3 separate regions of the Homo sapiens genome follow, and all the other regions are linked to region 1. A link is a loop called in an ENCODE intact Hi-C map of the cell type or tissue named here. Cell type or tissue: heart right ventricle. All regions are shown on one strand. Each heading gives the region's core, and the rest is flanking DNA. Links, peaks and the distances in the headings are about the cores only. Region 1 holds the start of LINC03055 (long intergenic non-protein coding RNA 3055). Region 2 overlaps LOC101928004 (a long non-coding RNA gene). Region 3 overlaps LOC101928004 (a long non-coding RNA gene).

Evidence for each region. A loop is a pair of places that touch in the nucleus more often than their neighbours do. Peaks named below come from ENCODE experiments on the same cell type or tissue, not always from the same donor. Only the 100,000 strongest peaks of a DNase experiment are listed, where the experiment ranks them.
Region 2: it touches region 1 in a loop (3-fold over the local background); 13 of 110 quality-filtered maps call a loop at or near these places.
Region 3: a loop joins it to region 1, with 1.9 times the contacts of the local background. A loop is called at or near these places in 16 of 110 quality-filtered maps.

Annotation. Positions count from the first base shown.
Region 1 is chr6:6,885,146-6,895,509 of GRCh38, reverse strand. LINC03055 (long intergenic non-protein coding RNA 3055) reads right to left here and starts at 9,837. Exons shown (of 3, transcript XR_926430.2): 1 at 9,477-9,837; 2 at 4,050-4,157. It overlaps LOC105374903 (a long non-coding RNA gene), which reads left to right and starts at 5,156. Exons shown (of 3, transcript XR_926431.3): 1 at 5,156-5,240. RefSeq lists an enhancer at 7,771-8,406. In heart right ventricle, for the core only: no CTCF peak of the experiment used is centred there; DNase peaks (open chromatin) are centred at 2,051, 2,564, 4,759, 5,122 and 1 weaker place; H3K27ac peaks cover 4,202 bases.
Region 2 is chr6:6,732,181-6,742,544 of GRCh38, reverse strand. The region is part of intron 2 of LOC101928004 (a long non-coding RNA gene); the gene reads left to right. LOC101928047 (a long non-coding RNA gene) reads right to left here. Exons shown (of 6, transcript XR_001743949.2): 6 at 9,154-10,364. Among named protein-coding and RNA genes, the nearest start is that of LY86-AS1, 110 kb to the right of the region's middle. In heart right ventricle, for the core only: no CTCF peak of the experiment used is centred there; a DNase peak (open chromatin) is centred at 5,214; H3K4me3 peaks cover 2,376 bases; H3K27ac peaks cover 7,608 bases.
Region 3 is chr6:6,744,884-6,755,247 of GRCh38, reverse strand. The region is part of intron 2 of LOC101928004 (a long non-coding RNA gene); the gene reads left to right. LOC105374901 (a long non-coding RNA gene) reads left to right here. Exons shown (of 2, transcript NR_187807.1): 2 at 2,723-3,342. Among named protein-coding and RNA genes, the nearest start is that of LY86-AS1, 130 kb to the right of the region's middle. RefSeq lists enhancers at 3,381-3,998, 4,619-5,236. In heart right ventricle, for the core only: a CTCF peak has its summit at 6,347; DNase peaks (open chromatin) are centred at 3,467, 5,087, 6,577 and 8,487; H3K27ac peaks cover 6,193 bases.

The DNA.
Region 1 (10,364 bases), core at 1,551-9,550:
ACCTGGCTGCCATGCAGCCTTAAAAAGAATGTAGTCTATTTATTGATTTGAAATCATCTCTGAAAAATATTGTTTATTAATAAAAGGAAGTTTTATTAACAGTACTTGTAATTTTTTTTAAATCCAAAACATATTTCTGCATGTAAATGTGTAGGTATATATATGCATATAGAAAGGCATGGAAGACACACACCTAGCTGCCAATGTTTATTAACTCTGAGGAGGAGCGTGGACTAGGAGATGGGGGGGGTGTGGGGCATAAAGGTTTAGTTCATTATTCTTCAGTGTTTATTTTTTTTCTGGAGACAGGGTCTTGCTCTGTCACCTAGGCTGGAGTGCAGTGGTGCAAATTCAGTTCACTGCAACTTCCGCCTCACGGGTTTAAGCAATCCTCCAGCCTCAACCTCCCGAGTAGCTGAGACCACAGGTGCACGCCACCACACCAGGCTAATTTTTGTATTTTATTGTAGAGATGGGGTTTTTCCATGTTGCCCAGGCTGGTCTCAAACTCCTGGGCTCATGCGAACCACCCGCCTCGGTGTCTCAAAGTGCTGGGATTATAGGCGTGAGTCACTGTGCCCGGCCCAGTGTTGATTGCTTTAATCCAATGTGTCACTATATTGCTTGTGCGGTTTAAAAATAAAAAAAATTGTACTGCAGCAAATCGATTTGGTTATTCTGTAGTAGTCACATCGTAACAAGTTCCTTATGGGCCAGCAGTGTATAACTCTGGCTGAAAAAAAGAAACAAGTGGAATTTGGGCTGGGCGCAGTGGCTCACGCCTAGAATCCCAGTATTTTCGGAGGCCAAGGTGGGTGGATCACCCGAGGTCAGGAGTTTGAGATCAGCCTGGCCAACATGGCAAAACTCCATCTCTACTAAAAATGCAAAAATTAGCTGGGCGTGTGGCGGGCGCTTGTAATCCCAGCTACTCAGGAAGCTGAGGCAGGGGAGTTGCTTGAACCCGGGATGTGGAGGTTGCAGTGAGCGGAGAGTGCGCCACTGCACTCCAGCCTGGGCGACAGAGAGAGACTCCATCTCAAACAAACAAACAAAAAACAAGTGGAATTTTAAAACAACTACATGGGAGAAAAAAGTAGGATTTTCATGAAATCCTCCCATTTTTGCACAGCACCGAGCTGTCTGGTTTTCTGTGTCTAGAGCTTCCTAATGAAAGAGAGATAAACACATATTGAAATCAAGGGGGAGATCAAGGATGATTAAAGAGGAAGAAATGAAGATATATCACGAGGATACCACAGTAATTCCAGGGATTGAGGAAGCCAGAGTACATAACGAAGAGACGTTATGCACCCTTAGTGACGTGGGAATGAAGGTATCACTAAACAGCTGCTCAAGAAAGACCAGAAGTTCTCAAAGTGTGGTCCTGGACCAGAGGCATCACCATCACCAGAAAACTTTCTAAAAATGCAAGTTCGCAGACCCCGACCCACACCTGCTGAATCAGAAACGTGGGGGTGGGGCCCAGCAAGGCTTTAGCAAACCTTCCGGGGGATTCGGATGTGCATTCAAGCTTGAGAAACATGACTGTAGACCAGCGCTTCCCAGCACTGACTACGTACGAGTCACCCGGGAGCGTGTTAAGCAGCGCGCTCTGATTCAGCAGGAGAGGCCAAGATGCTGCCGTTCTCACCAACGCCCAGGTGAGGCTGATGCTGCCGCTTCTCAGGCCACACGTTGAATCACTTTTGAAGGAAGGTTGAGTGAGCATTCGGTGACTGCAGGGCTTCGTAAGGAAATAGTCAAGGAAAACACAAATAGCAGCATCAGTTTATCTCCATCGATATTTTAAAGGATCGGAGCAAGAAAAATGCTGCTTTTAGTGGTTTGTTGCCTGGTGTTCCACGGATGTTTCACCAACAGCAATGCCTTTGCATATCTATTACATGCTTCCTGAAAGCCCCAAGCATGACCTGTGAAGCACTCCTCTCTGCAGACGCAGAGGCTGACGCTGGCCCATAGAGCTATTTGCCTTCCAAGGTCACAGAAACCTTGGACGGATCGGGCTGGCAAAGGTCTCCTGACTACCCGGCTGGAGCTCTTTCTGCAGGCCGCTTAAGGCTGTCCTAGTCAAGCCACAGTGGGAAGTAGTGACAGAGAGCATGAGATTGACATTGCTGTGCCTCAGTCGTAAAAACCGGACCAGCTCAGTCTCCAGGCTCACTGGTGAATAATAGGAACCTTTATCATCCTTTCCGTCAGAAAGCATTTATTTAAAACCCCTTGGCTAACTCACAGGGTGAGCTGGCCTGTCACACACCATCACATGGTGTGGAAACTGGCAATTAAATTTAGCAACCCACCTCGGCAAACTCAGACTGAGATGTTTACTGGCCAGCCCAGCCCAGGGGGAGCCAGGGGCTTTCATTCCTAAATCAAGAGGTTTCCAGAAAAAGTGAAACACGGCTTGGGTGGGTTATGCTGAATTATGAGCACCTGTCCCCATCAATAACTTGGCGTCCTCAAAATGCTACTGCAGGACTCTGAGGTCCAAGAATGCCTGTCCTGTACACAGCTGAGGGACGGCTATTGGCCTCACTTGCAGGGCTGCCGCTCAGAGAGGGGGAGATGCCGAAAGGGAAGCGCTTGCTTGCTCCAAGGACAGCTTGTTTGTTTACTGACTCTGGGGACAGAGAGAGACAACATTAATCAAAGAATAGATGTCATTTCCCCTCCACACCCTGAGAAGAGTGCTGCAACTGTGGCCCGTGGTTTATCTGTAACAATGTAGGTGAGCCACTTCAGTGCATTTCCATGATGGCAAACAGCAAGGTGGGCATCCTGAGGAGTGAGTTTCCCGGTTTACAGGGGGCAATCAGAATTATGGCCTGGATGCAGTGATACAGCAATGCCTGTAGTCCAGGAAGCTGTTCTGTTATAAAGGTCTACTTTCTGGAACACCCTTGGGGCTGCAAGCTAGCAAAAGTGGAGTTTGTGTGCATCTTCCGGATCCAGCGGTGTGAGTTAGGATGTCTCAACAAGAGGGGCTGCCATTTGTCATCTTAGCCAAAGACTCAGCCAGAATCCTACTCTTTAGTGGGGCTGGGGATGTGATGGTGAGAGAGAGGTAAGAGGATGAGTCTTGCACAAGCTAGACTTGTTAGTCACAGCTTTCCCAACCCTTGACGTGCCTGGTAAATTATAGCTGCCCAAGTGCAGTGAGGGCTTGTCTTCAACGTGGGCCCAGATCTGCTGCTGTGGGCAGAAAGGGAAGGACCCTCGCAGCCCTACAGGAAGGTACCAGATACCACTCTTCCTGTGTGTGAAAGCACCTGCTGCTCAGATTTAGATAAATGTGTTTCAGCTCAAGCACACCCACAGGAGTATCTGTTCTCCCACCTTACACAACAGCACCTGACAACAGAGAACAAAACTTGAAGTGTCGTAAACCGGGCCCTGAGGGGAGGAAAAAGGCTGGCGGATATGGGAGCTACCCCTGCTCAGAAATGAAGGGGAGTGGCTGTGTATTCTTCTGAATGTATAACCCTAGTGAATTTCCAGTAATGCTGGGTGATGATGGAAGGGCATGGAAGCCTTTAAGGCTGGTAAAACCGAGCTTGCCAAGCCAGGTTCTCACATGTGCTGTCATTAAGAGTCCTGGCAACCTGTTAGTGTCTACCCTGCCCCTTCCAGGTCCCATCTTTATCTCTGCTTTCCCTCCTTCCCTTTTTCTTTTGCTCCTTCTTCTTCTCTCTTGTTTCCTCTCCCCTTTTTAGACCTAAAAACAGTGTCTCCCTCCAGACCTTCCTTCAGTCACTGGGGCCCCTGGGCTAAGGAAATAACTGGTCCTCCATGGGGCAGAAGAAACAGGTCAGGGCCAACACTCATGTGGCCTTGAGTCTAATGCCAGCATGACCCGCTGTGTGGGTTGCTGTCTATTTTCAGTGCCTGGTTTCTCTCTCTGTAAGATGGAGATAATGGTCCTCCCTCTCCCTGCCTTCACAGGGATGATTTCAAGGACAAGCAAGATCATGCTTAAAAGCCCGCCTCGGGGGAAGGGCTGGGTGTTATCAGGATTGTTCATTTACCTTCCAGAGTCTGCTGATGTTTTTACTCGTGTCTTTCTCATCTTGTAAAGCAGGTTACATCCTAAGAGTTGTGTTTGGCTCAAGGTCACGCAAGGTTGGGTGTCTCAGCTGGATTTAAACAAAGAACAATTGAGTTCCTAATCTACGGCTCAGCCCATTGGACCACAGTGACCTCTGGTCTCTTGTACCTGGAAGCCCAGCCCTGCTGGAGGAAGTAATGCGCCTGCTCTCCAGGTGATGTGGGAACCTGTTGTGCCGCTGCCTCCTCCCCCAGCAGCCAGGTGGAATCCAGCTCTCTCTGTGTCCCCAGCATGGCACACCTGCCTAGCACAGCCTGCCTTGCAGAGCAGGTGTTGGCTGTGAGATGCTCAGTCTGGCGAGGGGAGTCAGAGGACGCAAATCTGCTTGGGGGATTCAGAAGTGATGGACAGGCCCCAAGTGTGAGATTTCCAGGCTAATTAAAAAGTTTCTCTTCTATGAAACTTTGAATTTAATTAGTTTGCATATGGGGCATCTAAAATGGAAATACCAGGGAAGCAGAAATGCCAAACAAAAGTGGAAAGATCCCTTCTGAGTGGGGGACGACCCCAGCTGCTGTGGCTGCACTGTGGTGGTCGTTTTCCTGGATTGCCCTGCTCTGCTTTGGACTGCAGGGCTCTGTCTTCTGAGAACTACATTTCCCAGGTCCCCTTGCTCCTGGCTTCTGGCTGGCCTCCACCCAGGGAGTCAGTGAAGATAAACCGAAGGGCTAGCGGACGGGAGATTCAGGGCGTTTCTCTGTCTCTCTGCAGCCTGGTCAGGGTCCTTGGCACTGGTCCTCTGTGGCTGGGTGGCCCTTCCCTCCATCCTTCCAATTCCTACCAGATAGTGCAGGATTCAGGTTCAGATAACATCCCCTTTCCAAGCCCAGAGTGGGTAGAAACTTCTAAACTTCTTCCTGTTATTTCTTTCTGGGTTGCCTCACTGCCCCTGTTTGACTTTTCAGCAACTCCAACGTCTTTGCAACCAGTTCCCCATGTTCCATCCCCTCTGCTGAAGACCTAGGCTGGGCACTGTTTTCCCAACTGATCTGTAGCTGGAATCTCTGAAGGCACGTCTGTGGTACACACGAGGAGCCTGAAACTGGGAGAAGCCCCTGGACCTGCCTGTGTGAATTGCATTAGCAGTGGGACAGGACCCAGCTCTCCCAGGGTAACTTAGAGACTCCTGTGGCTGTGCTTCCTTGTCGGGTGGGGGGCACTTTTGGTTTAATCTTAAAAAATTTATAAGTAGGGTAAGAAATTCATAATAGATAACAGGGTGCACAATAAAAACCTCAATTTTCCTCTCTCTGAACCCTAGTTTCCCAGAATTGCAGATAAGAGATTACAGGCTTGTAATATTTAGGACTTCTCAGGCCCTGGACTGGAAGTTTTTCTCATCTTATTTTTGTTACTCACAATAACCTCACGAGATAGAAACGTTACAGGAGGGGAAACTGAGGCTCTGAGGCAGAAAGCAATGTGCCCAAGTATGTGCCTAAGCTAGGATTCGAAACCAGGTCTGCCTGAGTCCCAAGCCTGGGCTGTTCCTGCTATACCCCAGGAGACCATATGCTGTTGTCCACTGTAATTATCAACAGTGCCCTTCACTCTCAGTCTGGTCTCAGAATATGGGTCATGTGATCACGCTGGCCATACCATGCTATGCCTTGGTGATGGACAAACGTTGGTGATGCAGCTTCCTTGATAGTTGAGGCCTGGCCCTCCATTACCATAGACATCATTGGGTTTAAGGACAGCCTTCACACTTTGGTAGGCAGTTCTTCTTGGCTTATGATGGGGGATGTGGACAACCACATGAGCTCCCCTTCTTCCAGGGAGCTTTCCCTGACTTTCACAACTCCCAGGATCTCCTGGTCCATGCTGCGCTACTGACCTCTTTTAACTTTATGGGATTATTGTTCTAATTTATTTTCTCTTTTAAAAACTATGGTAAAGTGCATATAACGTAAAACTTACTGGCCGGGCGCAGTGTCTCACACCTGTAATCCCAGCACTTTGGGAGGCCGAGGCGGGTGGATCACCTGAGGTCAGGAGTTCGAGACCAGCCTGGCCAACATGGCGAAACCCTGTCGCTACTAAAAATACAAAAATTAGCTGGGTGTGGTGGCGCATGCCTGTAATCCCAGCTACTTGGGAGGCTGAGGCAGGAGAACCCCTTGAACCTGGGAGGCGGAGGTTGCAGTGAGCCAAGATTGCGCCACTGCATTCCAGCCTGGGTGACACTCCTTCTCAAAAATAAAATTTAAAAAAACCCCACTTACTATCTTAACCATTTTTAAGTGTACAGTGTAGCAGTTTGTTTTTTTTAGAGACAGAGTCTTACTGGCTCAAGTGCAGTGGCACGCTCACAGCTCACTGCAGCCTTGGCCTCCTGCACTTAAGTGATCCTCCCACCTCAGCCTCCCCAGTTGCTGGGACTGCAGGCATGAGCACTGGCAGTTTAGCAGCATTAAGCACGTTCACATGGTCTTGCTACCACCACCACCATCCATCTCCAGAACTCTTTTCATTTTGCAAGACTGGAGCTTTGTGCCAATTGAACACCAAGTCCCTTTTCCCTTCTCCTTCCAGCCCCTGATGACCACACTTCTACTTTGTTTCTACGAATGTGGTGACTCTAGGTATCCCCTGTAAGCAGAATCATTCAGTATCTGTCCTTTTGTGTCTGGCTTATCTTAGCATAATGTTCTCAAGGTCCATCCATGTTGTAGCATGTGTCAAAATTTTCTTGCTTTTAATGCATTCTTTTTTTTTTTTTGAGACGGAGTCTCGCCCTGTCTCCCAGGCTGGAGTGCAATGGTGTGATCTAGGCTCACTGCAACATCCACCTCCTGGGTTCAAATGATTCTCCTGCCTCAACCTCCCGAGTAGCTGGGATTACAGACACCCACCACCATGTCCAGCTAATTTTTTGTTGTTGTTGTATTTTTAGTAGAGATGCAGTTTCACCATGTTTACCAGGCTGGTCTCGAACTCCTGACCTCGTGATCCGCCTGCCTCGGCCTCCTAACGTGCTGGGATTACAGGCGTGAGCCACCATGCCTGGCCAAGGTTTGTTTTTGTTTTTGTTTTTTTTGGAGATGGAGTCTCGCTGTGTCACCCAGGCTGGGGTGCAGTGGTGTGATCTCGACTCACTGTAAGCTCCGCCTCCCAGGTTCATGCCATTCTCCTGCCTCAGCCTCCCGAGTAGCTGGGACTACAGGCATGTGCCACCACTCCTGGCTAATTTTTTTTGTATTTTTAGTAGAGATGGGGTTTCACCGTGTTAGCCAGGATGGTCTCCATCTCCTGACCTCATAATCTGCCAGCCTCAGCCTCCCAAAGTGCTGGGATTACAGGTGTGAGCCACCACACCCGGCCCCAAGGCGTTCTTAATTAAGTTTTATGTTAATGCTCTAAGGGTGAGTACATCCTTGTGGCTTTTGGAGTGTCACACAGTGTGGCAGTATATTTGACTGCTTAGTCAGTATTAACAAGTGAATAATGCAGATTTGACATTTTCTAGCACTTGTAGCTGCCAGAGGAGTGAGGCAAGAGGCTTACAAGTTGAGCGCAGCCCCCAGTCAGTCTGTGACCTGGTCTTTTGTGGCATCATTGCTTTCAACTACACTTGTACTTAAGTTTATGGCATAGATTAAGAATTGGCTTTTTGCACTTAATTGAAAAACAGAGGTTACATAGTGGTGTCTCATCAGTTCAGCAGCAATGCTTCAATCAGAGGTGCACGTGTGTGTGAAAGTGTGAGTGTGTGTTTGTGTGAATCACTTTGCAGTGACAAGCTAGATGCAGGCCGTGGAATTTCTCTTCCCATTTACTCTGCCTTAATAGAAGCATTGGTTTAGAGAGAATATTGATATGCTGATTCTAAATTGGAGACCCTCCCAAAAGAAGAAAAAGTCTCGAGTTTCTTTTCCTGTCTTTTTATATGAAGAGTGTTTCCTTCAAAGGAGAACAGGAAAGAAGGTGCTGAATTTGGGTGTGTGGGCTCTTTGCTCGCTTAAGGCCCAGGGAGTCACCACAGCCATGGCTGACAGTGCCAGCTTTCCTGCATGCGGCCGCTGGCCCATGGGTTTCACTTTCCTGTTTTACATTGTAGAAATGGGGACAGAGAGACCGAATGACAGGCACGTGGCCACGCAGCTGATTCAAATAGGGGTGGTCTGGCTCTGTCAACAAGGTTTGTTTAGGGTCTGGTAAGGGGTCACATCTTGGAGGTATCAAGGTGCACTTGGCTCCAATTGCATCTGCGTCTAGCAGGCTGGAGTTTGCTGCGCACCGTGGGCTGGAGCCAGGCCTGCACGCCTCCCTCCCATCTTCAGACAGCAGCTGCCTCTGGCCTTGGCCTGCTTTCCTCTCTTGCTGAAGGAGCCCCACCAGGTGGCCCAGCGTCCTCCATCTGTGGGGTCTCAGGCCTTGCGTAGCCTCATGCCCCAGGAGCTCATCTTGATGCTGGACGTTGCCCTGAGGTCAGCCTGGAGTTCTAGCTGGGCCTGGTGACCCTGAAGCTGTCTCCGCCCAACACTGCTTCAGCTTCTCAGAGGCCCACGGCTATAGTCAACACCAGGAACACTGTCCATTCCAGAAGCTCCCCTGTGTGACTGTGAAGCACATGGCCTGGGGTGGAGGAGGTGAAGATGAGGGTGGATGTTCCAGTTCATCATCCGGGTACAGTTCTCTTCTTGTTACCTGAGCTCTTGTGTGTTACTGAAAGCCAATTGGATGCACATGGAGTTTGAACAAATAAAGAATGAACACTGGGGTAGGGCACTGTCACCTCTAGGATACCATGTTCTAAAACGTGCACGTGCCCCTGGCGTGGTGTGATATGATAAGTCTGCAAAACGAGCTCTTGGTGGGAATGCATTTGGGGCCTTATCAATCAACCCCAAACAGTGTAGACACAGACAGAGATGGGCGTGGCATTGAAGCCAGAGTGTTCTAGGTACTGTGTGTGTGCTGGGGGTAATGTGTAAGTTCTGTTTCCCAAGATGTTGGGAAGAAACCCTGCCTGCCTGGAGTGGCTTCTGGGATGCAGCCTCGGAGCAGGCCTGGTGGTGCAGGAAGCATCTGGCTGTCACGCCTGGAGCTAGTGTGCCCCTGGCCCCCGGCCTGCTTGCTGGCCAGCCTGGAGCATGGAGGGGGAAGAAGCTGCAGAGGAAATTGGTGGGTGAGGCCACCACGGGTTTGCAATAGGTCTCAACCTGTCACCGTCAAGGCGGGGCCTCCCATAAAAGGCCTCTTTAGCCAGAATTTGGGTTCCTTTTGAGCCTTGTACAGCACAAAATGAATCCAAGACAAGCAGACAGTCTGGTTTTACTCCTTCGGTTGATATATTTTAAACTCTGTAGTGCATATTTACATTTTTAACCACATGCTGACTTACTGTTTGTGTGGGGAGGTCTGTGCTCTCCTAGTGCCTTGTCACGGGGAAAGGTCATCCGAGGCTGGGCTCCTTCATGCAATCACCAAGTCTGGCTGTGGGAGAAAAGTCCTGAGTCCTTGGGTAGCTGTTGTGGTACCTGCTCTGAGAAGTCCCCCAGCCACTGGGCCTGGACCTGTCCTCAGCTGCCAGTTCAGTGGGTCTCGCCTGCACCCCAGGCCGTCTGTCATCTGGCCAGGCTCTGACACAAGGGTCACGGGGCTGGGGGAGGCTCCTGGCCAGGTGTGGCGAGGGGCAAGCCCACACAGAAGGCAGCCCTCTGCCCAGGAGCCTGCGGGTCTCCAGAGCCTGCTTGCACAACGCTTCCTGCGTGCGTTTGCATCACAGCCTCAGCAACTGTCGCGTCAGCATGTGACCTTTACAATTGTTGACAAGGAGCCACTTCTGGAGACTGTGCTCAGAAGGAGGAGTCCCTCTTCCCGCCACTCTCCTGCCTGCCTGCCCCACACGCTGCGGCCCACCGCTGGCCACTTGGCATTTTATTTCATTTAATTTTAAATTTATGTTTATTTTTTGAATTGATTTTATTCTGTTTTATTAATTTAATGTAATGTTATTTTAAAGATGGGGTGTCGCTCTGTTGCCTAGGCTGGTCATGAACTCCTGGGCTCAAGTGATCCTCCTACCTCAGGCTCCCAAAGTGCTGGGATTACAAGTGTGAGCCACCATGCCTGGCCTATTTATTTTAGAATTTATTTTATTGTTATTTTTAACCTCACTGCCTGATGCGCACTTTTGGAGAATTTGGCACTTCTCCCTCCCTGTGAAGACCCAAGATCGGCCCCCGTGTCCTGGCATCACTGCTGTCACCTCCAGGCATAGTTTGGCAAC
Region 2 (10,364 bases), core at 797-8,796, 150 kb after region 1:
TAGAAAATAAGGGCTACCAGTGTTTGGAGTAAGGCACTAGTCTTGCCTCTTTTTCTTTTTCTTTTTTTTTTTTTTTTTTTTTCCTTTTTTTTTTTTTGTTGTTGTGGTTGTTGTGGTTGTGGAGTGGGAGTTTCGCTCTTGTTGCCCAGGGTGGAGTGCAGTGGTGCGATCTCAGCTCACTGCAACCTCTGTCTCCCAGGTTCAAGTGATTCTCCCACCTTGGCCTACGAAGTAGCTGGGATTACAGGCACCTACCACCATGCCCGGCTAACTTTTATATTTTTAGTAGATATGGTTTTGCTGTGTTGGCTGGGCTGGCCTTGAACTCCTGGCCTAAACTGATCCTCCCACCTTGGCTTCCCAAAGTACTGGGATTACAGGCATGAGCCACCGTATTTGGCCTTTATTTTCTTTAGTTGGGGGCTGCAGCAGGAGCTCAGAGTGCAGTAGCCCTAAGATGGGCCGATGGGAAGGTGTTTTGCTGTGGGTGTGCTATGACTGGCCTGTATGGGCTCCTGGGAGCTGACTGTTAATATATTTAGAAATTTTGCTAGCTGGTTGGCCATGGTAGGAGTATTTATACCAGGGAAACTAGCAAATGGCATGTCAGGGCTTTTTCTCCTGCTCCTCTGTAGAGCCAGCTTACCAGGACACCACTGATGACTGCATGGAGCAGCCAGGAGGGATTATGGCTGGTTATTTCACTTTCTTTTTTTTAGTCCTGAATTTTATCAAGGAATATAATACAATATATTATATATATTATCTTACATAATTCTTACATATTATATCACATTATAACTAATCTTTGATAAATTTCAGGACTAAAATGTAACTACTTATATATATTCCTTATATATAATATTGCCTTATATAACATACTATATATAATCGTTGTAATATAATACATATAAAAAGGAATATGATATAAATGTGTCCCACTATAAATAGGACAAGAAGACAGGCATACAATTAGACTATGGAATAGTCCATAATAAAGAATCAAGAGGTTGAAAACACCAGCCTTGGAGACATCAGTATCCAGACACTGTAGGAGGTGCTGTGGTGACCAGTGGGGATTTGGAAGGAATGCAAGTGTCACTTTCATTAAGTGCAGCCCTGCCTCGCCGCTGCTAGTCAGCAGCTAAGGCCCTGCACTGAGGGAGGCCTGCCTGGCCCAGAGGTTACACTGCCCCTTCTCCTTCCCACCCTAGGGCACAAAAGCCACTCCCTTGCCTCAAAGTAAATTACCTATGTGAGGGTTATGAACTGCTGGCGTTTAAGCCAGCAGCTTCTTTCAAGTTTTTGCCAATTAAAGGCAATTAGGCAAGCACTAGAAGAAATCATTAACCCTCTAGTGAAACCAGAGCATTTCTATATTCTCCCCCCTTTGTGGAGCAAGTGCTAAAAGCAATCATTTCCAAAAAGCCGAAGCAACAAGGATGAATCCTCCCATCTCCATCACCAATGCCCAGTGGACCAAGGTTTTGGTATGAAGAAATGAGTTTTCTTAGCTATCATTATCAGCAGTGCTTTTACCCAAATGCAAATTCCTTGCTCCAGCCTGTCTTTGACACAGGGGTGGGCGACTTCTCAAAGGTGGTGCAGGGAATAAGCCCCCAGGAGGTGGCATCTGAGCTAGGACTGAAGACCTAAGGGAACCAGCCCTGCGAAAATCTGGAGGAGGAGACATCAAGTCCCTCACCACATCCCAGGAATGAAAGACCCAGGTAACAGCCTCAGGTGGGGCGGGGGAGGCCAGAGCCGCCTGGGTGGCCCTGCCGCTCTGTGGGCCTTGTCAGCCATGTGGAGGAGTTCAGGTATTTCTAAGTATAAAAGCTTCCAGGTCGGGCATGGTGGCTCAAGCCTGTAATCCCAGCACTTCGGGAGGCCAAGGTAGGTGGGTCACCTGAGGTCAGGAGTTTGAGACCAGCCTGACCAATATGGTGAAACACCATCTCTACTAAAATTACAAAAATTAGCTGGGTATAGTGGTGTGTGCCTGTAGTCCCAGCTACTCGGGAGGCTGAGGCAGGAGAATCGCTTGAACCTGGGAGACGGAGGTTGCAGTGAGCTGAGATCATGCCCGTGTACTCCAGACTGGGCGACAGAGTGAGACTCCATTAAAAAAAAAAGCCTTCAGGCTCATCACCTTGGTGAGGCAACCACCAATTTAAGTGACCTTCCAGAGCCCCCAGGCATCCCCCTACACAAATACTTTTTTCTAAGAGTGACTAAAATTGGTGTTTCCTAACCTACATAAAAAATCACTTAGGTGAGCAGTATAAAATACCACTCACTTTTCCTCCCCTATAAGATTACAGATATATCTAAAGTCTTCAGGTCTGTATATAGTAGTGACTTAGCTACATCACTGGTTAAAGTAAATGTGCCAGGACTGACTTCCCAGGTCTCTCATAGGCACGCCCTTCAAACCCACATTGAACCTGAAATCCCAGTGTTCCAGGTTCAGTTGGTTTCCAATGGCACCCAGGTGTCAGGTTGACCCGATAGGATGCCTTAGGTATCGGGGCCGTGGGGGGATGGGAGGATGCAGGTGCCACCTTAAAGCATCACACCATCCCACCAGGCTGTTCCAGAAAACACAAAACTTTTTCAGACTCTGTCTCCAGAAAGGGACTTAGTCTCCAAAGAGGTTGGTTTTATCTAGATGAGTTGATAGAGAATGTCTGCTGGAATTGGGCTCTGATTCAGTCAGCGTTTGCTATTTAAATCAGTCTTAGATAACTTCCCTATCAATTGCATTCTCTCTTGCATGAAAATTACTTCCTGACTGCCTCCTCCTAGCTCAGTACTGTTCTATTGCTTAGGACAGGAGTGGGCAGTGCCCTCGTAGATGTTCATGCGTGTACTGATAAAAATTACCTATAACTCTTAGTGTGATCTAACACTTCAAGCAGTATCTGAGAGAAGGGGTATCGGATATAAAACAAATCATGGCCTGCCAGAGAAGAGTCCTTCAGTGAGCTCTTGAGAGTTGAAGCCAAAGAGGCCAGATGCTGAAGAACTTGGATGCTGTCTTAATGAGTTTCACAGTTAGCCTGTAGGTGATGGAGAGTCATAAAAGAATTTTAAGTAGGGGAATGACATAATCACACTTGCATTTTAAAAATACAGCTTTGGCTGTGATAAGTGGGGAACGGGATAAGGGTTTAACTTATCATGCACACTAAATTACTTCAAAACATAATGCCTTCAAACAACAGCACATTTGGTTGTGTGTGTGGCAGGGTGGAGATCAGGATTTCTGGAGCTGCTTAGCTGAGAGGTTTTGGTTAAGGGTCTCCCAGGAGGTTGCCATGAAGGTGCAGGCTGGGGTCACAGGCACTGGAAGGCATGGCTGGAGCAAGCAGACCATTTCCAAGTGGCTCACTCTCATAGCTGCCAAGTTGGTGATTGCTGTTTGTAGATACATCCAGTTCCTTCCACATCAACCCTGCCATAGGCTGCTTGAGTAGTCTCATGACATGGCAGCTGGCTCACCCCAGAATAAGGTAAGAATGATCTGAGAAAGTGGTGAAAGTGGCAATGTGTTTTGTGATCTGACCTCAGAAATGACGTATTGTCATCTTCTATTTGGTAGAGGAGAGCTGTTATGTCTAGCTCACGCTCAAGGTAAGGGAATTAGACTCCACCCTTTGAAAGAAGGTGTGCTAGAGAACTTGCAGATGCAATTTAAGATGTTTGTGGAGGTTCCAAAATAAGAGGTTATTTTATGAATCAGGTGAAAAGGAAAAGGGGTTGTAATCTAACCCTAAAGCAGTGAGAACAGGGCACAGATTTAAAAGCCATTAGGGTGCTGGAATTGATAGGCTTCGGACACTGCTTGTAATTAGTCTTAGCTGGGAGGAATCTAGAAGAGTTGCAATCTATAGGAGGAAGGGTATGGTCAGGACATGCTACATGTGAGATGCCTTGGTACAGTGAAGTAGACATTTCAAATAGGCAGTTGTACATACGAATCTGGGATTAATCTGGAGGTCGTAAGTGTGAAAGCTATGAATATAGATGAGATCACTTAGGCAAAGGGAGTTGTGGAGAGTGGCCACAGGATTAAAGGGTGGGAGCAGAGTGTGGGAGAGGGCACTTAGAAATGTTTCCAGGCAAATGTTGGGGGCCTTTGGAGGTAGGTGATTATGCATGTCCTGTGGTGACTGACTACATGGTTGCCTCAAAGAACTATCTGCTTGATTGCAGGTTTGATGGTGGTAGATAGTGTGAAGACTTTAACTTCTGTGCCTCAGTTTCATCATCTGAAAAATGGGCATAACGGCAACTACCTTATGGATTAATATAGGATTAAATGGGATAATGGGTGTAAATGCTTAGCAAAGCTCATAGCATTTAGTAAGTGCTCAGTAAAAGGTCACTATAAGCATTGGCAAATACCCTCTTGACTAGGATTGAGGACGAGAATGAGAAAGTAATGAGATAGAGCCATAAAAGCAAATGTGTAGAAAGGAGTTTATCTACTAGGCTGTGAGGACTGCTGAAGGATGTTGAGCTGGGGTGACTTAGAGTCTGCATTCAAAGTCCTGGCAAGAAAGTGGACTGGAGCCCCCAGGGCAGATCAGGGTGCCTTCTCACAGGGTCATGGCACCATGCCCTGCTTGGACTTTGCTTTGCTTTCTTTCTTTACTGGGACATTCAGGCGAATGCGTAGTTGAGGAAACAGATGATGAGTTACCGTTTCCCTCACTGGGTCTGATCAGAGCCACACACAGTGATTAGGGACAGGGGATCTGGTGCTCCGTTCACTGCAGGGGAACATTCCTCCGAGGGACCTCTTTCTGATTGTTCTAATCATCCCTGCTGGTTGGACAGCAGAGAGGGGCACGTTTTTCTGAAGTTGCTCCAGTCTGGAGTTCTCAATCAGATGAAAAGGAAGCCGCTTGTCATGAGGCGGGGCTCTGGGCCATGTGGAAACTGAGACAAGTCATGTCCAGAAAGGCGCACCTAATCAGCGGCTTATCTTTGGGCGTAGAGTCGAGCGGTTGATATGTGTTTCTGCATGCACTCTCCCAAGGTGACCTATGGCCATGGCAGTCATTGCTGTGGCAGGCTGTGTCTGAGATCACAGGAACGGGTGATGAGGAGCCCCTGTGTCCTGCCCTGAGGACCCAGCGGCCATCTTGCCCGCGGAGACTACAAGTCCCAGCATGCACTGTGCAAGCCCCCGGCATCAGCCCCTGTTGCAACAGAGGCCCGGAGCCGCCTCCTGCCTCCCTCAGAAATGCCCTTTCTTAACTTCCAGCAAGTTGGCAGGTGGCCGCCCAGCCCAGGACTCGAGCAAATGCTTTCAGTGTGATGGTGGTGCCATTTTTAATTCCTGGTGGCTTCCTTACACCATGGTGAGGCAGAAAAACGAGATCTCTTGCAGAGCACGGCCTCGCCTCTCATTCAGCCGGGACCAGAACTCTGGCGAGATCCAGAATATTGTCAGATGGGAGCTGTGGCCGTGAATAAAAAAAATGAAACCAGATGTTCTTCCCTCCAGTTGCCTCATGTCCGTGCAGGGGCTTGGAGGAGGAGGCTGTAAAAATGTCACAGCCCTTGATTCCTGAGGCCCAGATTTACGCGCCAAGTAACCTTGCACCATAAATCCACTGCCCTCGCTGGAGCATCAGCTTCCGAAGGGGCAGGGCCCAGCTGTGGTGTTGACCAGAGCAGGCGGACGGAGCTGTGGGGACGCGGGTGGGGAACACGTGGGCAGGGAGTCTGGCCGGGAATCGAGATTGCTTTTCAAGAATTTTTACATGGGCAAGAGATTTTAAAAGATTGGCTCGGAGTTTGGCCTTAGGAGATACGCCAAACTCTATTTTGCATCTTAGCCTGAAAGGGAGCTTGATTTCTCTTTGGAGTGAATTGGCAGATGCAAGAGAACTTGGGAATGGAACTCACATAGGCAAAGTTTTCATTGCAGGTTGAAGTATTTGCAGGAGAAATGAGAAGCCGGCAGAGGCCAGACCCTGTGAGCCCATAGAGGCTGGGATTTATCCTGAGTGCCACAGAAAGATTTTGGATTTAAGTTTTAAAATGGTTATTCTATCTGCCGTGGAGAGAACAGATTATAGGGGTGGAGATGAGAATGGAAGCAAAAAGGCAACGTAGGAGTATAGAAGTCCATGCAAGTGATGGTGACGTGGACGAAGAGGAAGTGTGAAAATGGTGGCTCAGAGGTGGGGTGAACAGACAGTGGGAAAAATTAGGGCTACTTCCAGGGATTCTGGCATGTGCGGTGGAGGGGATAGGGATGTCACTGAGACAGAAGCCTGGAGGAGGAGCAAGTTTGTTGATGAGATTGAGAGTTTAGTTTGGGACATGTTGGGTTGAAAACACTTATCCATGCCGATGTTTTAAACAGACACTTGGATATATGGGTCTGCAGATATGAAAGCTCAGGGCTAAGAGAAACTGGGGAGTCACCTTATAGATGGCAATCAAAAAGGTGTTTGGGCCACAGTTACTCTGTGCTGTTGACACTATCATTGTTGTCACCTTTTGCCTCTCCCTGGCCACCCCAATAACACCAGGCGGGCTTTAGGTCATGGATGCAATCTCACGCATTGCTGTTCCCCCTCTGTCTAGCATCTGTTTTTATTTTTCCAGCTGGACCAAAAAGTGACACCACTGCTACCATACATGGTACAAAAGCTTCTTATCCTGACTCTAGACAAGCAGAATTCCTCCCAAGTTCCCCATTTCTGCCTTTTTGCATCATCTGTCTCAAGTTTTCTGCTCTTAACATTCTCCCCATCTGTTGACATTTTTATGGTGGGTCTAGCCTTATTGTCACTAAACATCGTTGATTTACTTTATTTTATCCATGTTGCTTGAAGTACGTGATTAGTTTTTAGTACATTCTAATGACTAAATTCTGATAGCTGACTTTACAAAATGCTTCTAGGTGTATGTCTAACCAGCTGATGATCAGGGCATCCCTGTTCACGGTGGGGACTGGTGGGGACGTCACTTGGTGATGCCCATTAAGAAGGCAGGTTGCAGTGGGTCATTCTGTGTATGCTTAACATGTTAAATGCAGTTTCCATTTTACATAGCTGCGTCGTCTGTTCTAATTAAATAGTAACAAATGTTCCATTCAGTGGATTCTTCATATAAAATGACTCAAACAACTTTCCCCTCCCCCAAATAAGGCTGGAAACGGATGCACACTTGTGCCATGGAGTTAAAACCTGCACTCGTGTGTCCAAAGCCTGAACAGATGCACTGGGACAGCTGAGTGTTGCTTTGTTGATTGGCAGGGGGTTGATTGTGGTCTAATGCGGAGCCTTAGCGCTGCTGTTTGATCCCAGGACAGGTCTCTTTCTCCCCATATCAGTGAGCCTCATCCCCCACTTAATCATGAAGTGCTTAATCATGAGGCTCAGAAGGAACTGACAGAGCCTCCCGCCCCAGCACCTTGCCAGGGGTGCCCCCAGCTCTGCCTACTCCTAGTGTGTTTAGCCTTTGCGGATTCCTAGATTCCTCCTGGACTGGATCTTCAGATTTCAACCCCCTTTGGGAGACTCGTTACTGTTAACTGGGATGGCAGTGCGGATCCAGGAGTCAGGAGAGTATGTGCTGTACAGGAAAGTGTGTAGAAGGTCAGATGGCTCACAGCGGGCGTGGAGCACAAGAAGCAAAGAGAAGCAGGTTGGAGCTCTGTCTGGGGGAGAACGGCCAGGTCAAGGCAGAGGCTGAAACGAGCTTAGAAAGCAGATTGAGAGGGAAAGACTGGGTGAGGGTGGGGTGGTGGTGGAGAACCAGGCCAGAGGGTCATGGAAGCCAGGGGAGAAGAAATTTCCAGGAGGAAGAGTGATGAGTCAGTGCCCCGCAGAGGTTATTAAGACACAATAGAAGTGTCCATTAGACTTGGAAATTCAGCAGTAACCAGTGTGATAAGAGCTGGTTAATGGACATGTGGTGGGTCCCAACACCAGCCTACAGGAGGTTAGTAAGTAGGACAGTGAAAGTACTTTTAGAAAATTTGGCAAAGAGGGGCAGAAGTTAGAGGGAATGCCAAAGCTGCTGGAGGAATCTGATCGCTAGTTTCTGTGTGTAAGGTTTTCTGCTGTTTTGCTCGGAGGCAGGGGTTTATAATGGTATTTACTTCACGAAGGCTCAAGTCTCCAGCGGTGTGTCTGGAGGGGGTTATATATGCCAGAAAGGGGTTGGAGTAACAAACCAAGAGATCTGCCCACTTTTTAACCACCCACTCTTCTGCTCGACAGCTGCACCTGTGCCTTTGCAATTCAAACCTAGGGACTCGCCACCCTCAGTGCCCAGTCAAAACCCGCTAAAGCCCTGGCAAGGAAGCCGTTTGGTGCAATTCCTGCTATCCCTGGGAGAGTATTTTTGTTGTCTTCATTATGGTTTTGCTTTTCCCTGGAGAGAATTGTGATGGGTACGACGAAGGGCACACCTGGAGAGAGGGTGAAGAGAACAGGGAGGGGATGCTAGCGCAGAGAGGAGAATGAGGTCTGCACAGCAGTGTCAGGCCAGTGAAGGCAGGAGCGAGCAGGAGGCAGGGCAGGGGTGAGTTGCAGAGCTCAGGGCATTCATGACTGGCCAGCTCACCTTTCCCTGTTTAGTAGGGGGCAAGGCTTCCTATTGTGCAGGATGACGAGGGAGCCATGAGGCTCCAGGAAAAAATCTGAGGCTGAACTGTTGTGGGGGCTGAGAGGGAGCTGAATGGGGCTGGGAGAGGACTGTCTCATCACCATGGCCCGATCAAGGCTAAGGATGCAGACTTGGTGTCCCTGGCGCAAGTGGTCCAGAGTTTCTTCCATCAGTGCCATCAAGATGGGGGAAGGAAGAAAGTACGTGGGAATTAGGGGAGAGGTCAAGACTGTAAGGCAGGTGAGATTATGGGCTGATGGGTCAGAGGATCTGGGGGTCATGAGCAAGTCATCCTTTCTCTAGCCCCTCCCACCCCAGCCTCTTTATTGAAAAGCTGGTTTATTTCACTCCTGTGTTTTGATACAGAGAGAGGCCGGTGGGAGCATTTTTCCTTCTGGTAATCCATGCGCTGAAACAAGACCTGGCAGTGAGGAAGGGCCAGGAAAGGAGGCAGGTGGGACTGGTTGGCAGTGGGAGGCAGAAGAACTATGCTGATAGACCAGACCTAGCGTGTGATTTTTCTTATTAGGCTTTGTTTTTAGAGCAGTTTTAGGCTCACAGCATAACTGAACAGAAAGTACAGAGTTCCCATATGCCTGCCCCCACCCCTAAACGGTTGCTTCCATCAACATCCTGTACCGGCGTGGTCCATTTGTAACAGCTGATGAACTGACATTAACACATCATTTTCACCCAAAGTTCACAGTTTGTATTAGCGTTTACTCTTGGTGTTGTACATTCTATGGGTTTAGACAAATGTATTATGCCATGAATCCATCACTGTAATATACAGTTTCATTGCCCTAAAAATCCTCTGTTCTCCACCTAGTCATCCTTCCCTCCCCTCTAACTCCTGGCAACCACTGATCATCTTCCTGTCTCCATAGTTGTCTTTTCCAGCATGTCACATAGTTGGACTCATACAGCATGTGTAGCCTTTTCAGATTGGCTTTGTTTACTTAGCAATATGCATTTAAGTTTCTTCCATGTCTTCATGGCTTCCATATTGCGTTTTTTAGTACTGGATAATATTCCACTGTCTTGATGCACGATGGTTTATCCATTCACCTATTGAAGGACATTGTTTCTAGCAATTTTATTCATTGGTTGCTACAACATGGAAGCAGTGAAGGGTATGTGCAGGGTTTTGTGTGGACATGTTTTTAACTCATTTGAGTAAATACCAAGGAGTACAAATTCTGGAGTATATTGCAAAAGTAGTTGCTTTGTAAGAAACTGCCAAACTGTCTTCCAAACTACTATTTGGCATTCACACAGCAATGAATGGGAGTTCCTGATGCTCCACATCCTTGCCAACATTTGGTGTTGACGGTATTCTAGATTTGGCCATTCTAATAAGTGTGTAGCAGTATCTCGTTTTAATTCGCAATTCTCTAATGATATATGATGTGGAGCATCTTTTCATATGCTTATTTGCCAGCTGTATGTCTTTTGTGAGGTATCTGTTCAGATCTTTTGCCCATTTTTAATTAAGTTGTTTCCTTATTGAGTTTTAAGACTTTTTATATATTTTGAATAACAGTCCTTTATCAGATTTATCTCTTGCAAATATTTTCTCCAATCTGTGGCTTTTCTTATTTTCATGACAGTGCCTTTCACAGAGCAGAAGTTTTTAATTTTAATAAAGTCCAATTTATCAATTCTTTAATCATTTCTTTGGTGTTGTCTAAAAAGTCATTCCCAAACCCAGGGGTCATCTAGAT
Region 3 (10,364 bases), core at 1,606-9,605, 140 kb after region 1:
TAAAAATACAAAAATTAGCCAGACATGGTGACAGGCGCCTGTAATCCCAGCTACTTGTGAGGCTGAGGCAGGAGAATCGTTTGAACCTGGGAGGCAGAGGTTGCGGTGAGCCGAGATGTCACCACTGCACTCCAGCCTGGGCAACAGAGCGAGACTCCGTCTCAAAAATAAAAAAATAAAAAATAAAATAAAAGAAATGAAAGCTAGGACTCAAACAGACATCTGCACACTGTGTTCATAGCAGCATTATGCACAATAACCACCCTTAGTGGAGGCAACCCAAGTGTCTAACAACAGATGAATGGATAAACAAAATGTGGTCTATACAGAAAAAGGAATATTATTCAGCTTTTTAAAAAAAGGACATTCTGACACATGCTACACCAGGGAGGAACCATGAAGACAATGTTCAGTGAAATAAGCCAGTCACAATAGGACAAGTACTTTATGATCCCACTTACATGAATTACCTAGAGGAGTCAAATTTATAGAGACAGAAAGTAGAATGAAGAGTTATTGTTTAATGAACGTAGAATTTCAGTTCTGGATGATGAAAAAGTTCTGGAGATGAATGGTGGTCATGGTAGCACAACAATGTGGATGTACCTAACACTACTGAACTGCACACTTAAAATGATTAAAATGGTAAATTTTGGCCAGGCACGGTGGCTCACGCCTGTAATCCCAGTACTTTGGGAGGCCAAGGAGGGTGGATCATGAGGTCAGGGGTTGGAGACCAGCCTGGCCAACATGGTGAAACCCTGTCTCTACTAAAAATGCAAAAATTAACCAGGCACGGTGGTGGGTACCTGTAGTCCCAGCTACGCAGGAGGCTGAGGCAGGAGAATCGCTTGAACCCGGGAGGCAGAGGTTGTAGTGAGCCGAGAGTGTGGCACTGCACTCCAGCCTGGGTGACAGAGCGAGACTCTGTCTCAAAAAAAAGAAAAGGTAAATTTTATGATATTTGTATTTTATGATAATAAAAAAGGTGAATATAATTTTATACTATATGACATTTAACTCAATAAAATCAGAATATTATCAGTTCAACATATAATCAATGCTAAAAAATTATCGACATAGTTTACCTTATTTTTTTACACTATCTTCAAAATCCAGTGGTTTTTTCTTTTGCACTTTCAGTACATCCCAATGGCCACATGTCAAGTGCTCAAAGGGTACACGTTGCTAGTGGCTGCCATATTGGATGTACTGCTTTAGATAATGTTTAGCAGGAAGATAGCTTCAAGGACCCCCGATGGTTGTTCTTTCAACCCCAGGTCCCCAAAGGCCATGGGGTGAAACCTTGGTGACCATCAGTAAGACAGGAAAAACTGACTGTTTTTCCTTCTCTGTACTCTCTCTGACCACACAAATCACTTCTGTGACCAGATGTGTGGGTTTTTGGCACATTGACCAGTTCTCTGCCACCAACTGGGTGTCCCACAATACAATTCAATTCTGACACCATCTACCTGGAGATAGTGTCAGATCCCACAGATTAACGGCTTAGTCTCACAAGACTGCCCCCTACTTCTTGCAATTGTAGGTAGTAGGGCCCAGGTTACAAACAACTTCTGTCCAACTTGGCTGCAAATCTGAGGCTCCCACAGCCTCTTTCTCAGGTTCAATCATTTGCCAGAATGGCTCACAGCGCTCACGGCAAGGCTTTGCTTACTTTAACCCATTTATTATAAAAGGATACAGCTGAGGAACCGCCAGGTGGAAGGCAAGGTATGGGGGAGCGGCGAGGAAGTTCCATGCCCTCTCAGGTGTGCCGCCCTTCTGGCACACATGTGTGTTCTTATTCCTCAACCCGGAAGCCCCCCGAGCCCCAGAGTTCAGAAATTTTTATGGAGGCTTCATCATGTAGGAATGGTCAATTATTAACTCAATCTCCAGCCCCTCAGTCTCCCCAAAGGATGAGAGTTGGGATTGAAAGTTCCAAGCTTCTAATCATAGCTTGGTCTTGCTGGTGACCAGCCCTGACTCAGGAGCACACCAAGGGCCGCCTCATTAGAACAAAAGCACTCCTATCACCCAGGAAATTCCAAGGGATTTAGGAGCTCTATGTTGAGAACCATGTCAAAGACCAAACGTTAGAACAAAAGATGTTCTCCTATTGCTCAAGAAATCACAAAGTTTTGTTTGTTGGTTTGTTTGTTTGTTTGTCTTTCTTTTAGGAGTTCTGTTCCAGAAACCAGAGACATAGGCCAAAATACACATTTCTTATTTTAAATCACAATATATCACCATTGCACAGCCTGTGTGGTGTCTGCAGCCAGGCGGGGCTGCCTGACTTCCAAGCACCTTTCCCCTCCACAGGCTGAGAGACTTGCTCACGGCCCAGTGTCAGGACAGTCAGGATAAGACTAGACTGAGCTGGCTCCTGAGCCAGTATCTTTAGGTATGGTTTAGTAGCTAAGGTAGAATTCAGAACACAACTTGTAAGGTTCACGAATGGCTAACGGCTAAGTGAAAAAATGAAGTCCTTAAGAACTGGCGATAGAGAAGGCAAGGGATTTTATGGGGGGTATGAGTAGGGTTTGATGAGCAAAGTCCCAGACAAACTGGCATCCTTATCATTGTAAAAAATATAGACTTCCTAGCATGAGCCTTCTTACATAGCTTAGCTGTTGACAGATTCCTTCTTTCCTTCCTTCCTTCCTTCCCCCCTCCCTCCCTCCCTCCCTTTCTTCCTTCCTTATTCCTCCCTTTTAAGTGTATTTCATGGGCCTCTCTGTAAGGTGGCTATCTGTTGTGAAGTCTGAGGGGACTGGGTCCCCTCCCATCCCCCAGCCCCTGCTCTCTGGGAAGTCTGCTGGGTGTGCTGGGCCGGCTCCTGGACAAGCTGAAGCCGAGGACTGCAGCAACTCTTCCCATCATCACCCTGGCTGCTGTGGGGAAGCTGGCAGTTTTCTGGAAGACTGCTTGCTTGGAATGCTTAGCATCCTCCCAGGCTTCTGACTCTCCACTGGGGATGCAGAAGGTCTGCATTGCAGTTTAATCCACTACTGAGAATTCCTGTGCTTCTAGAAACCATCCTCTCACCTCCGAGGGACTCCATCTTGTCAGCTGCCCAGAGGAGACAAAACGGAACACTGCCCCATGGCTCAGTGCTTTGCACAGTTGTCAGCTCCTTGGCTGGCAAGCATCAGATTGATTAAAAGGAGGTTTTCTCAGACATAATCCTGCCCACTAGCCAGCCAAACATGTATGCAAAATGAATGGCAGTACTGGGAGGGGCTCTGTCCAGCCACCCTGGACATGGGTGTGAGTGTGCATGTGGGGTGTGGGTGTGTGCATTGTGAAAGTAAAAAGGGTGTGGGGTACAGAAAGAAATGGTCTTGTTTTCGATTCTATCATCGTTTTACGACCTCTGGCTCCATTTCCTCCTCTGGAGTTAAGGGAGCGAACTGTCGCCAGCCAGTCCCAGCCCTGTGATCTCTGCGCTGGTTTGTGTAGGCGGCTCCAGAGACACAGATGCAAGACTTGCGTGTCTCAAACTTGAAAAGGAACAAATTGCTGGGGGAGGGGGAGGGGGAGGGGAAAGGGTGTGGCTGCCTGCACACCCATCTGCCCCTCCTGAAACACTGCCACCCTTGAATGCATATCCAGGAGCTCCTTGGAATCTCAAAATACATCACGTATATTAGGATTTAGCTCCCTGCTCCCCACTGCACACTCACACCCTGCTGCACTGTGAGGATGGGCAGGCTGGTGTCACTCTCATTTTAAAAAACGTGGGTTTGTTCAGCGGCATGGGCTCTGAGGAGACCCTTGGGATGTGTGGATACCAGCTTTGGTAAAACCAGTGAGCAGGTGGCTGGAGGGACACTGTGGCCCCTCCTCTGGGCAGTACAAAGGCCTCCTCCCAGGCCCAGCTCCAGAACCAGGCTCTGTGCCTTGTCTACCTGCTGCCTGGCCTCAGGCCTTCCTCCTCCTCTGAGGGCCCTGGCATCCTAGAAGGCTGGGCTGCCTCTTCTGCCTGCCCTCCTGCTCCCTGTTCAGGCTTCCTACAAACACCTTCTCAACTCCAGAGGCTGCAATTAGCATTTTACAGCAGACAATCCAAGGCTAACACAGATAATGTCATGGACAGCACTGCTTTTATTCCCCTCTGGGATTAATGTCCTATGAATAAACATTCCACAAAGCCTATATTCATAGAAACGCTTATGATGTGGAATTGGAGCCAAATGGTGCCTATGGACAGCCTGGGACAAGGGAGCGTGGAGAGAAGGTGGGCTCAGGGGGAGAGGGGAAGCTGGGGGCTGCTTGCTCAGTGATTTGGAAGCTGCTGCATTGGTACAGTGCCATCAGTCTTCGTAGGCAGGACTTCAGACCAGGCAGGACAGGAGACCAAGCAGGGAGCTCAGGGAACCATGTCAGTCTCCACAGTGGAGTCTGGACTCCGGAGCTCTCGCCACGGTGTCCCACAAGCAACAGAAGAGACTCGGGGGTGGCAGGGTGAGGGAAGTAACACCTATGAGCTGATCCGTTCAGCGGAGAACTGGAGGTGGGCTCATTTGATATTGCGATTGCTCAACATCAAATCCCTTCAGGAGCTGCCATGTGCTTGCTTGACTGATTACATTTTTGTTTTTGAAAATAAAAAAATCTGTAGTATAGACAGCAAAATGTTAAAGCTGATGAGTGGGTACTTGGGCCTTTGATCTATTATTTCTGCATATTTCTACGTATTTAAATTATTTCATAATTTTATATATATATATATATATATATTTATTTATTTAAAAAGGAGGAACTGGATATTCTTTATTTCATTTGGCAGAAGCTGTTTTGGGAAGTCCGTCTTACCCATGCACTTTCCCTTCCCACCTGCTTTGTGAAGGTTCCAGACAGGGCCAGGAACACTGCGTTCCTTGACCGGCAAGGTTTTGTATCCCTGCTCCCCCCTCCCCCTGCACCTCTGCAGAGGAGCAGCACAATTCCAGCTTTGGCATACCCGGGAACCCCGGTGCTGGCCTCGCTGCACCCTCACAGCTCAGCTAATTCCAAGACGTGCAGGCAGCGCACTGCCTCTGTCTCTGCTGTAAACAACCAGCATGAATCATCGCGGAAGTCAGTAGTCATCTCTCCCCCGTTTGCAAAGACTGGGGAACTGCAGCATCACAGGGTGACCCGCTGGAAGCCACAGAGGGAAGATAACCTGGAGGGAAAACTAGAGCTGAAAAGCTGCAGCTGGGATTGAAGGCTGGAGGCTGGAGCAGTGAGCCCTTCTGTTCTGAGTAGGGCTGGGCTCTCCCAGCAAAGGGCCTGTGTCACCAGCAGCGACCGCTCAGGGGAGCCTTGGTCGCTGAATGGCTCTTTGGGTGGTGTGGTCTCCCTCTGGCCAGACCTACAGAGTGGCCCTCCAGCACCCAGCCTTGCTGAGTCCCTGCAGGCCTGCTCTGAGGGAAGGGGCTGATAGTTCAGACGTTCAGAGAAGGTGCCTGGTGGCTCCGGAACTGGTAAGACTATGTTCCAATGCTCGCAGCTGCTAGGAGTTACCAGGAGGACGTGATCAGGAGAAGCACTTGGCTTGAGCAGAAGGCATGGTTTCTAGGAGACTGGAATTGTTTCTTGGACCCCACCTCTACTTCTGTCTTTCCTGGACATTTTGCATCCAGAGTATGCTCTTATAATGTGACCATCATTTTGCTAAACTGTTTGGAATAAATTATACCCGGAATAAAATCTAAGTGCCTAGGGTCCTCTCAGAGAGTTCCCTTGGGTCTGATTTTATGAGAAACCACTTGCTATAGCCTCAGAAGCAGTTAAGACCCCCCAAATATTTTCAAACCAGTGTAAGTGGCTTGGATTTTTAAAAAGTGCTCCTTTTACAGAGAAATTGTAATTTTGTTGTTGAATTATACATTTTTAAGTCAAGACTTGAAGTATAGTTACTACATCATCATATATAAAATGTTTTCTTTGGGTATGGCTGCTGCAGCCCTTAGAAACCAACGTCATCACTGAGAGTGTCACAGACTTTAACAGTCCAGCCTTCTGTTCCGCCAGGGCACTTGAGGATCTGTTCTATTTGCTGCTTTAAAATAACAGCCCTCCCTTATTCTGAGGAGAGGCAAGGATCCATCGGCCTGGACTATTTATCAGTGGTTTCTGAAGACAGGAGAATGTTTATTTTGTGAGAACATTTGTCCTACCTTAATTTGCAAGGGACTTAAAAAGTAGCCACCATGAAACACAATAGTAAATATTTGATTCTTGTGAAACAGGTTAATGTTTGTGATGGAATTTCTTCTACATCAGAGCACCTTAAAAATCATTTTCCAATGGTCCCAATTTTTGTGTTTTCAGAGCCCTTGGACAGGAGGCGTTGCAGGTGCCGGGCATTGGAGGGACCTCACGCTCCGCGTTTCCTTCCCTAGCAGAGCTCAAACGACCTGCTGCCGCATCGGGCATTGTTCTCTCCCTCCTCACCCAGAGGAAAGTCCCCATGGCCCATTTTCTGAGCTGTGCTTTTCCACTCTTTCGTAATCTATTATTGTGACCTTGAGATGCAGAGAGAGAAGGCTTTGGCAGGACGCACTGCCTTTGGAACCAGAGCTGCTGCTATCTGTGCCCTGGACCACATGCTCCATGGCCATGGCCGTGCCAGTCCTACTGGTTCCTCTGCAACCGCCACCCAAGTCAGCGCCTGCAGGAGCGTGGACACTGAGAGGACTGGGACAGCGAGGAAAGTGTGCTTACAGAAGGGCCGTGTGTGTGTGTGTGTGTGTGTGTGTGTGTGTGTGTGTTAGAGATGCACAGAGGTACAGACACAGGAAAGAAAGAGACCAAGAGAATCTGCCTTTAAAGTAGACTTCAAGTTATTTGTTTCTAGGACTGTACCTGATAGATTTGATTCTCACCAAACTCAGTTGCAAAAACTCTATCCAGGGAAAGGAATCTGCAAGCCGGAGGCACGGAGCCGTGGGGACTCAGGGGCAGGAGGACTGTGGTCACCCTTGGGTCCCCACACTCGTGTCCCCGTTCCCTGCAGCCCCGTTCTTCTCTCTGTCTTCACCCTGCTTTGCGTGGGCAGATGCTCCTGCCAAAGCTTACTTCATCAGATGAAATGAAGGGGAATCTGATTTGCCACTAATTGGACTTAGTGTAGGCAATTAGGGTTAAGCTGCGATGAGGGAACCACCAGACGCTGGGATTTTCATCACAGTCCTGAGAAATTCTTCCAGAATTTAAGTGGTTGCAAATCACGATATTAGTTTACAGTGGCAATATTTTAAATCAGTTTAAAACAGGATATTGGCCGCCTGGAAATAGCCAGCTCAGGCATTGCCGTTATATAGATATAAATGTACATAATGTGTGTATGTGCATATATGTGTCTATACACAGACATATACACATATATACACACATATACACATACACTGTACACTTCTATATTTTTATATATACACCATATATATAAAAAGATAGTCAGTGGTGAGACTATATATGCATATCTCTCGCCAGGTGAACAAGGGCATTTAACAGGCACACAGGGTGTTTCCCTTTTCCTTTTCTCAGTTGCCTCATCTTCAATTCCTGTCTGGAATCAATCATTCACAGATAATGAGGCTAGAGCAACAGTTCCTGGGCCGTCTATCTCCTCCCGTGAAAGGAGTTTTCACTCTGCATGGGGCTTGCAGTATTTTAAGCCATCACCTCATCAGCACTTGTGGCGATGCTTCTGCCATGCCGCTGTTCAAATCTTAGAGCCTGCCCTGCAAGCAGAAGCATCCATTTCACCTACTGGTGCATTCAGTCATTTCATCCTTCACTTAGTATCCAACAAACACTTACTGATTGCTTGCTCTCCGGACAGCCCTGTGGACACCACCAATGGGGTGGGAGATGCATGTGTTATGTGTGACTGCATACGTGTGGTATGTGCGTATCTTCATGTGTCTCTGTGTATGTGTGTGCTATGTGAGTAAGCATGTGTATGTGTGTGTCTGTGTATATATAAATATATGTGTGCCTCTGTATCTCTGTGTGTTTGTATCTGTGTTGCGTGTGTTTGTGTGTGTCAGTGTCTGTGTGTGCGTGTGTCTGTGTCTCTGGGTATGTCTGTGTGTGCTTATGTGTGTGTCTGTGTCTGTGCATGTCTGTGTGTATGTCTGTATGTGTGCATCTGTCTATATGTGTGTATGTCTCTGTGTCTGTGTGTATATGTCTATGTCTCTGCGTGTCTGTGTGTGTCTGTGCATGCATGTGCATGTGTCTGTGTGTTCCTGTGTGTATCTGTGTGCCTGTGTGTGTGAGCTCACAGCTCTGGAACTTACATGCAGAAATAGGCATACACAATCGTGCCCACACACACCAGTTGCATGCTTATTCCTACTCTGTGGCTCTCAGGCTGCATGAGTAAGTCCCCAAGCCATTTCCCTCCCCGGTCAGAGCAGCCACCTGCTTTCAGGACAGCAGCTGCCATTTATGTTTCCATTTCTGGCACCCAGTGACCTCGCTGAGAGCGGCTGAGGAGAAACAGACACCGACACCCCGTCCTTATCTGCAGCAGCTCCCACAGAACCACAAAAAGGGGTATCTTCAAGGGTGGTGGCACAAAGCAAGGACGGCGATGACGGGGGTCAGGAAGCTGCTCAGGACATTGCATCGCCCCAAACTTTCTCCCCACAAATGCAGTTGCCTCTGCCCTGATTACGATTCCTGCCAGATACTCCGAGCAGAATGCACTTTTGCCATGGCCAGGCATTTTCCATGTTACTCTGTGCCAGCGGTGGCTCTGCATCTGAGACCTGCCATTCTGCACACTCAGGATTAGGTCTTAGTTTGGGAGCTGGGGCTCTCGGTCACTCCCAGCCCCCAGCAGGCAGATGTGCAGACCCCCTCGCAGGGGACATGCAGTGATCAGAAAGATCTAGGGAATATGGTGTGGTAGAGCAGCCCCGGGGACTCTCTAGATCCGACCCCAGAGGGTAAGTGGGACGTGGCAGCTTTCATTCAGCTGCAGGGGAGGTGAAGCCTTCCTCTAAGCCCCTGAAATTGACAGGTGACAGCGTCCTGGCCGCCCTTACACACTCTCCGCGCCTCCCCGGCCTTGGCGCCCACTCTGGCAGAGCTTGAGGAGCCCTTCAGCCCGCCGCTGCACTGTGGGAGCCCCTTTCTGGGCTGGCCGAGGCCGGAGCCGGCTCCCTCAGCTTGCGGGGAGGTGTGGAGGGAGAGGCGCGAGCGGGAACCGGGGCTGCGCGCGGCGCTTGCGGGCCAGCGCAAGTTCCGGGTGGGCGTGGGCTCCGCGGCCCCGCACTCCGAGCGGCGGACCGGCCCGCAAGCCCCGGGCACTGAGCGGCTTAGTGCCTGGGCCAGCAGCTGCTGTGCTCGATTTCTCGCCGGGCCTTAGCTGCTTCCCCACAGGGCAGGGCTCGGGACCTGCAGCCCACCATGCCTGAGCCTCCCCCCACACCGCCGTGGGCTCCTGCATAGCCCAAGCCTCCCCGACAAGCGCCGCTCCCTGCTCCACGGCGCCCAGTCCCATCGACCACCCAAGGGCTGAGGAGTGCGGGCACAGGGCGCGGCACTGGCAGGCAGCTCCACTTGCGGCCCCGGTGTGGGATCCACTGAGTGAAGCCTGCTGGGCTCCTGAATCTGCTGGGGACTTGGAAAATGTTTAGTCTAGCTACGGGATTGTAAATACACCAATCAGCACTCTGTATCTAGCTCAAGGTTTGTAAACACACCAATCAGCACCCTGTGTCTAGCTCAGGGTTTGTGAATGCACCAATTGGCACTCTGTATCTAGCTCAAGGTTTGTAAATACACCAATCCACACTCTGTATCTAGCTAATCTAGTGGGGACGTGGAGAACTTTCGTGTCTAGCTCAGGGCTTGTAAACGCACCAATCAGCACCCTGTCAAAACGGACCAATCGGCTCTCTGTAAAATGGACCAATCAGCAGGACGTGGGTGGGGCCAGATAAGGGAATAAAAGCAGGCTGCCGCGCTAGCAATTATAACCTGGTCGGTTTTCTTTTGTGGTGTGTGTTTATATTGTGCGAGTTCTGTTCTTTTGTTCTGCGGTAAATCTTGTTGTTGTTTGCTGTTTAGGTCTATGTTCCCTTTATGAGCTGTAACGCACACCATGAAGGTCTGCGGCTTGGCTATTGAGTCAGTGAGAGCGTGAACCTACTATTAGAAGAAAAACTCTGAATACGTCTGAACGTCAGAAAGAACGAAGTTTGGACACATTGTCTTTAAGAACTGTAACACTCACCCCAAGGGTTTATGGATTCATTCTTGAAATCAGTGAAACCAAAAGCTTTCCAAAGTTTAACACACAGGGTAAGTCTGGGGTGGTCCAGCCTAGATAAGGGTTTGGTTTGCTGGGGTGATTT